3 separate regions of the Mus musculus genome follow, and regions 1 and 2 are each linked to region 3. A link is a loop called in an ENCODE intact Hi-C map of the cell type or tissue named here. Cell type or tissue: gastrocnemius. All regions are shown on one strand.

Evidence for each region. A loop is a pair of places that touch in the nucleus more often than their neighbours do. Peaks named below come from ENCODE experiments on the same cell type or tissue, not always from the same donor. Only the 100,000 strongest peaks of a DNase experiment are listed, where the experiment ranks them.
Region 1: a loop joins it to region 3, with 2.6 times the contacts of the local background. A loop is called at or near these places in 5 of 42 quality-filtered maps.
Region 2: it touches region 3 in a loop (6-fold over the local background); 11 of 42 quality-filtered maps call a loop at or near these places.

The regions. Positions count from the first base shown.
Region 1 is chr4:45,106,846-45,109,345 of GRCm38, reverse strand. It overlaps Tomm5 (translocase of outer mitochondrial membrane 5), which reads left to right and starts at 1,233. Exons shown (of 2, transcript NM_001099675.1): 1 at 1,233-1,433. The coding sequence starts at 1,313. In gastrocnemius, a CTCF peak has its summit at 1,132 (motif pointing left); DNase peaks (open chromatin) are centred at 642 and 1,192; H3K4me3 peaks cover 1,943 bases; H3K27ac peaks cover 1,831 bases.
Region 2 is chr4:45,296,234-45,298,733 of GRCm38, reverse strand. Trmt10b (tRNA methyltransferase 10B) reads right to left here and starts at 1,566. Exons shown (of 9, transcript NM_027266.4): 1 at 1,539-1,566. In gastrocnemius, no CTCF peak of the experiment used is centred here; a DNase peak (open chromatin) is centred at 1,556; H3K4me3 peaks cover 1,036 bases; H3K27ac peaks cover 565 bases.
Region 3 is chr4:45,854,789-45,857,288 of GRCm38, reverse strand. The region is part of intron 1 of Stra6l (STRA6-like); the gene reads right to left. Among named protein-coding and RNA genes, the nearest start is that of Stra6l, 7.1 kb to the right of the region's middle. In gastrocnemius, a CTCF peak has its summit at 1,318; a DNase peak (open chromatin) is centred at 1,315.

The sequences.
Region 1 (2,500 bases), 750 kb after region 3:
TTACCTCCAAAAAATGAGTGTACAGAAAAAAAATGTGGGAAATGTTAGAATTTCAGTGTCTGGGACACTAGCAGTCTGAGCTCACTAGCTGAGGGTGATAACCTTGACCTCTGTTTTTTGTTTGTGTTTGTTTATCTTGGGATTGTTTGTTTGTTTCAGATTGTCCTTGTAATTACTTTGTAACCCAGGCTGCCCCTAACCTTGCAGTAATTCTTTTGCCTCTGTCTTCTGAGGGCTGAAATTACAGGTGTGAGACACTGTTTCCACCTTGACCTTGAACTCATTCGTTTGTTTGTCTGGAGACAGGATTTTTCTGTGTCACCCTGGCTGTCCTGGAACTCACTCTGTAGACCTGGCTGGCCTTGAACTCAAAGATCTGCCTGCCTGTGTCTCCCAAGTGCTTGAGCCAGCACTGCCCTGACCTTCAACTCTTGACCCCTTTTTTCCAGCAGCCCAGTGCTGGGAACACAGGTGTGTGCAGCACTGTGCTGGCTAGTTTTTGTCAACTTGACACCTAGGAAGCGAAAACCTCAATTGAGGAATTGCCTCCACCAGATTGTCCTATTGGTGAATTTGAGGGTCATTGTGTGACTACTAGTTGATGGAGGAAGGCTTAGCCCACTGTGGGCAATGCCACCCGGCAGGTGGTCCTAACCAATAAAAGTAAGTTAGCTGGTTGAGGCCAGCTAGCCAGTAAAGACAACGTCTCCGCTTGGTTTCAGTTCCCTCCTCTAGGTTCCAGCTTGAACTCCAGTGCTGGCCTCCCTGGATAACGTTAACAGGTTAGGTGAAACACTTTCCTTCCTAAGTTATTTTGGTGGTGTTTATCACAACAGCAACACTATCCAGGGCTTCATGCATCCTAAGAAAACGATTTGGCAAACGAACTTCATTCCCAACTAAGTTGTTTTAAATTTCAAACCTAGGAAGGACAGACTAAAATGTGCATTTCACGAAGTACTGTCTTAGATTCTTCATAAATGTTATTATTATTTATAATGATATTTTTGCACACACCTCCCTACTTTACAGCATAAAACAACTTTACAGGTGGCACTCTCCCGGCTAGGGACCAAAACACAGTCCAGATCCACCCAAGGCTCAGAGACTTAAGGCGGCGGCCGCCCCCTTCAGGTCTCTTTGCTTCAGACACAAGAAGACAGGATGAAATTTTCCCCTCACAGGTTCCCGTCACAGGACAGAAACAAGGGGTGGGACAGGAAGTGGAGCCTGGCTAAGTTCCGGGTGCAGGGCGGCCACTGGAGGAGAGCAAGCTGCTGCTCTCGCAAGCTTTGGAGGCAGAGCCGCCGCAATGTTCCGGATCGAGGGTCTCGCGCCCAAGTTGGACCCGGAGGAGATGAAGCGGAAGATGCGTGAGGATGTGGTCTCCTCCATTCGGAACTTCCTCATCTACGTGGCCCTGCTGCGAGTCAGTGAGTGTCCTTCTGGGCTGTGACCGTGAGGCCACGCGTCCACACCCAACCCTGCACGCGGTCGTGGGGCCTTGAGCTGAGCATCCTGGGGAGAGTGGGGTGCTTGCACGTCCAGGACTGCCCAACTGCGCACACTCTGGGGGTCTGCGGGTCCTGGGGATGTGCCCAGTGCACGTGGTGGCGGAGGACGCGTGGTTAAGTCACCTTTGCTCGCCCAACGTTTGTGCTTAAGAAGCTCCCACGTGTTATCCTCGGAGCAATACCCTCGTTTTGCAAACCTAGAAACGGTCCCCGGAAGGTGGCTGACCCAAGGTCATTTGGCCGTTCAGAGAACGAATACAATTCCGGCTGAGCTCTTAATAAGGTAGCAGGCGCTTTCTCTCTCTGCTTGCCTTTGAAGTACAAGAGATTAGCTTTCTTTATGTTTGTTTGTACAGAGGGTGAAGTAAATAATTGGTTTTTCTTGGAGAATCTCTGAAGCGTTTGATCTCAACATTAACAAAAGTTGCTTGATCTGTGCCACCTCACCCCAAGTGAGAGCTTGAGTTCATAGGACACATACTCAAGGTTAAAGCCATACTGTCAATTTAAAAGTCAGGGGCTGGCTAGGTGGCTCACTGAGTTGCCTGAGCCGGATCCACACGTGGTGGCAGGAGAGAACCAGTTTCCAGAAGTTGTACTCTGACCTCCACACCTGTACCACTTCTTCCTATTGTCCAGTGCTTGCTTGCCTGTGGGAGTCTTCTGGGCAGGGAGAGGCAGGAGCGATTCAAATAATTGAAGAACATACCAACATTTTTAGAAGACTGGAGTTAAGGCCTCCCTCATTTGGGTGCCTCTTTTGCTGTACTCTCTGTATTGCTGGCTCCTCCAGGACAGGACATCTTGGGGGAAATGGAAGCACCCAAAACATCCTGCTTACCCTTTAAACTTTAGCTTTCCCATCCTTCTCTTATAGGCAAGAGCTCTCAAGGAAATGTTAGCTTAGTGCACTGATTTATTCTATTTAATGATTTTTATTTAGAACCGGGCATGGTAGCACACACTTTTAATCCCAGCACTCAGAA
Region 2 (2,500 bases), 560 kb after region 3:
TATAGTGAACCTCACACAGTAAAGAGCATCCTAGGACCAGGGAAGTAACTCAGGAGAGCGTGTGCCTACCATGCATAAAGCCCTTGTCTCAAACCCATAACATAAACCAGCTGTGACAGCTTAGGTACTACTAGCACAACGAAAAAAGAAACAGGAGGGTCAGAAGTTCACGGCTCAAGTTCAAGTTCATCCTTGGCTACATAAAGACTTTGAGGTTAGTCTAAACTACCTGGGACCCTGTCTCAAAATAAATCTGTGAAATATATATATTCACAAGTATGTAGCAGCAGATATATAAGAGCATCTAAATGTTTGAGAATTACACCACTCTTCTGGCCAGAGTCAGCAGCATTTTCTATTTCACTCACCGTAATCCAAAATCTACACACTATCTGCACAGATCACTAAGGGCTCTCTCCCTTCTGTCAACTTTCTTTTTTCTAGAGGATTCTATTTATTTATTTATATTTATTTGTTTGTTTGTTTATTTATAGACAGGGTTTCACTATGTAGCCCTAGCTGGCCTTGAACTTGCTATATACTGGTTGGAGACCAGGCAGGCCTCCAACTCACAAATCTGCCCTGTCTCTGCCTCCCACATTCATCCATCCAACCATTCATCCATCCATTCATTCATTCATTCGTTTGTTTGTTTTTTGAGACAAGGTTTCTCTGTACCCTGGTTATCCTGGAACTCCCTCTGGAGACCAGGGTGGCCTAGAACTCACGGAGATCTGCCCGCCTCTGCCTCCCGAATTAAAGGCTTGCACCACCACACCAGAGCCATTTTATTTTTAAAAATTATGTATGTGGCTATGTGTGCATCAGTTCAGTACAGGTGTCTGGAGCTTAAGTTACAGGCAGTCATGAGTCGCCCAGACATGGGTGCTGAGAACTAAACTCCCATCCTCAGCAAGAGCCATCTTTCCTGGTAGCCCCTCCTCCATCATTTTCTTTTACGCTCTGTGGTATACCTATTCCCCAAACATACTAAATATCCCGATGTCTGCATAAACTGTGACCTACCTATTTCCCAAACATACTAAATATCCCAATGTCTACATAAACTGTTAATCTCTGCCCACATGCTCTTCCCTTAGTCTCACACGTCCTCAGATCAGGCATATTTTCACTATCCAACACCACCTACTTATTTTTTGTCTGATTTTTTCACACCGTTCCAATAAAATTAAATGTTCCGTTTACTCAGACTCTCAATAAATACTTGGAGTTAACACCGCCGTCTCCGCCTTAGACCTTTTCTAGCCCAAGTCCCACCTGATGAGCACAAACGCCGTCGCTAAGTGTCCAATCATCCTGTTTGCATAGGTCTCTCATTTTCTCATTCTGAGCCCAACCACCTTCAGCACCAGAACACCTGCTTAGATCCCAGGCTGCAGGGAACGCGGGTCACACTGACTCGCGTGCTGCGACCGAGGAAAGGCAAGACCCAGACTCCCCAGGGCTGTGGGGTGCCTAGGCGTCTCGGTGGGACCCCGCAGTCTCTAGCCAACCCTCAGAACCAGATCTTGGCTTACCTAACACACCTTGCTCAGAAGAGAACACAGTTGGTCCCGCCCCAAAGCCACTTCCGGTTCCTGATCAGCTTTGAGTGGCATTCTGGGAGTTGTAGTTTTCAGTCTAACAACGCACTAGATGATACCAGTAGATTGGCTGGGCTTCTATACTCTGGGTTATCTGTCTGTTAGTTGACGATGGCAATTCCAAGTCCTCGTAAACCTTACATAGCTCAAACAGGTGACTAGTGGCTTTCTGGCGACTTTAAACCAAGCTCTAAACCACCTACTTTGTCTTTTTGGTCAGTATGGGGCCCTTAAGATTCCCTGGGTTTCCCTTCAACCAGCAGGGACTATGAGCTAGCACAGCCCTTTCCTGAGCACACAGTGGTCCTTCTGCCGCCAGGCTGTCCAAGTTCAAAGCGCAGACAAGACTTAGCAGGCAAAGAGTCTAGTGGCTAGTTACATACCTTGAACATCTCCCTTCACATATCAACTCAGAAATAGGCTCAGATGCGTGAAGCGACTAGTCCAAGTCTTGTCTTTACTTTTCTTTTTTTAAGATTTATTTTTGTTCATATGTATGGGTGTTTTGCCTGCATACACATGTGCATTTCATGCATGCTTGGTACTTGGGAAAACCAGAAGAGGGTATTGGAATCCCACTCCCCCGCACCTCTCCAACCTGCCGCCCCCATCGGAACTGAAGTTACAGAGAGTTATGAGCAGTCATGTGGGGGCTGGGAACCAAACCTAGGTTCTCTGCAAGAGCAACTGTAGTGGCTATTCCTGGTTGTCAACTTGACAATATTTGGAATGAACTACAATCCGGAATTGGAAGGCTCACCAGTGACCCTTATCTGGAGGCTTGGAGATCCTTATCTGGGTCTTGGTTTGAAGATCTTGAGCCATAGTGGCTATGGATTCCAGAAGATTGAATCTCCGAGTTTAAGGAACACACCTTTAATCTGGGCTACGCCTTT
Region 3 (2,500 bases):
GTGACCCCTGTTCGCTCAGAGGTCTCAGTGGAGAGCAGAAACACTCACATCTATCCCCTGGAACTCTTTAAACTCCTAGCAGCCTGTGCTTGTGTCTCATCACAGATCTGAAATGTCCAGAAAAGGTAAGACAGGATTTGGCTCTTAAGAATGTAAGAGTGGGCTAGGCAGTGGTGGTACACACCTTTAATCCCAGCACTTGGGAGGCAGAGGCAGGCAGATTTCTGAGTTCGAGGCCAGCCTGGTCTAGAGAGTGAGTTCCAGGACAGCCAGGGCTACACAGAGAAACCCTGTCTCAAAGAAACCAAAAAAAAAAAAAAAAAAAAGAGTGGACTGGAGAGATGGCTCAGCAGTTAAGAACACTGACTTCTCTTCCAGAGTTCCTGAGTTCAATTCACAGCAGCCACATAGTGGCTCACAACCATCTGTAATGGGATCTGATGCCTTCTTCTGGTGTGTCTAAAGACAGCTATAGTGCACTCACATACATAAAATGAAATAAATTTTAAAACAAAACAACAAAACATCAGTCTTTCCATCCCATACAAAACCTTACATGTAGGAAAGAAAGGAAGGAAGGAAGGAAAGAAGGAAGGAAGGAAGGAAGATAGGAAGAAAGAAAGAAAGAAAGAAAGAAAGAAAGAAAGAAAGAAAGAAAGAAAGGGAAGGGAAGAAGCCATACTTGAAAGCAAAAGGGAATTGTCAGAGAGCTGAGACAAGATCAAAGAGAAAAGATCAGCAGGACCGTAGAGTAGACAACAGGACCTCATGGAACAAGCTTCACACCCACTCAGGGAGCAAGAGCAGGGCCATTGAGATATTCAGCTGGGAAAGGGGCTTGCCACCAAGCCTAACAACCTGAGTTCAAACCCCAGGGTCCATATGGTGAAAGAAGAGAAGGAACTCCTGCAAGTCGTCCTCTGACTTCCACATGGTCACAATAACGTGTACGCGCGCACGCGTGTGCGCACGCGCACACACACACTCCCAGCCCTTACCATCTATTTGCCTCTCCAGGAGTATGATGCATGGGTCACAGAGAGAAGGGCAATGGCCAGACCAGATGTAGCACTTGGGGTCAGCCACTGAAGGGCCCCAGCTGGCAGAACGCTCTCCTCCTCCTCTCCCCACTGAAAACCAGCCCTTGGCATCAGTTACAGCCAGGCTCACGGCACAGGGTCATGGAATTCTCCACATGAGCACCCATTTAAAACACAGGACACTGAAGGAAAAACTGCCCCGAGAAAGCCAGGAACCTCAATGAACCTCGCTCCCAAGGGTGTGGAGGGAACACCGGTCCTCTCATGAGTGAACGCTAGGGGGCGAGCTCTCCAAGGAAAAAAAATCAGAGGAAGAGGACTGCCAAGGGATTGGCAGAACACACTGCTATCCCTCAGCTCTGGGGATTTGAATATGTAAATATTTATTTTAAATATATAAATACCAAATGCTTTCGCGTGTAATATTTCATTTAATAATGTAGTCAATGCATATGTATAAACACAAGAACTGAAAATTATTTTCCATTACAAACACGCTCAGGTAATAAAATTTTTCACTATAAAAATTCTCAGGTAATAAAAAGGAACCCATGAAGAAGGGTTTAAAAGCAACAGGAATAGAAGAATGTGCCATCGTGCTCCATCGCCAGGTAAGTACCTTGAAATTGGTTGTCTGAACTTTATAGAATAGGATGTCTGAGCCGGCAATAACTTAAGCCCCAAACAAAATCCAAACGGAGGACAGAGAGAAATAAAACTGTGTGGCTGTGTCTCCCGCGGTGTGGGAATGTAGACTCTTGTCTCCTCCCTCTGCAGTTTAGGAGTAGAAATGAACTCCTAGCTGAGCGTGGTCACGATCCAGTGGCAGAACACCAGCAGGGGATGGCTGAACACAAGCCACCACAGTAAAAAGCTACATGAAAGAAAAAAAAAAAATCACTTGAACAATGACCAGGAAGAGAAAGAAAATGAAGTCAATATAAAAAGAGAGGCTACAGGACTAGTGAGTGGCATCTAAAGATTGGTAACTAAGCTGCTATTGGAAAAAAAGAGGGATTTCAAAAATACTTAGAATTCAAAATTGGCAAGTGACCTGGTGTGTGTGTGTGTGTGTGTGTGTGTGTGTGTGTGTGTGTGTGTGTGTGTGTATGTATGTATGTATGTATGTATTTAATGTAGATTGGTGCTTTGCCTGCCTGTATGTGTGCCTGCCTGATGCCAGCAGAGGCCAGAGGAGGGTCAGGTCCCCAGAACTGAAGTTGAAGGATGGTTACAAGCCACCATGTGGGGTGCTGGGAATTGAACCTGGGTCCTCTGAAAGAACAGTGAGTGCTTTTAACTGCTGAGCCATCTCTCCTCTTGAGCCTCTCGGGCTTTCATGTCTTAGAAGAAGTCCTAAGTGGGCCACAGGTATGTTCATCAGTGTGGAGCCTCCCTGGGGAACCCAAAGGTCGGGGAGTAACTGAGCTGGTGAGGATGCAAAGAGACGGTAATGCTTG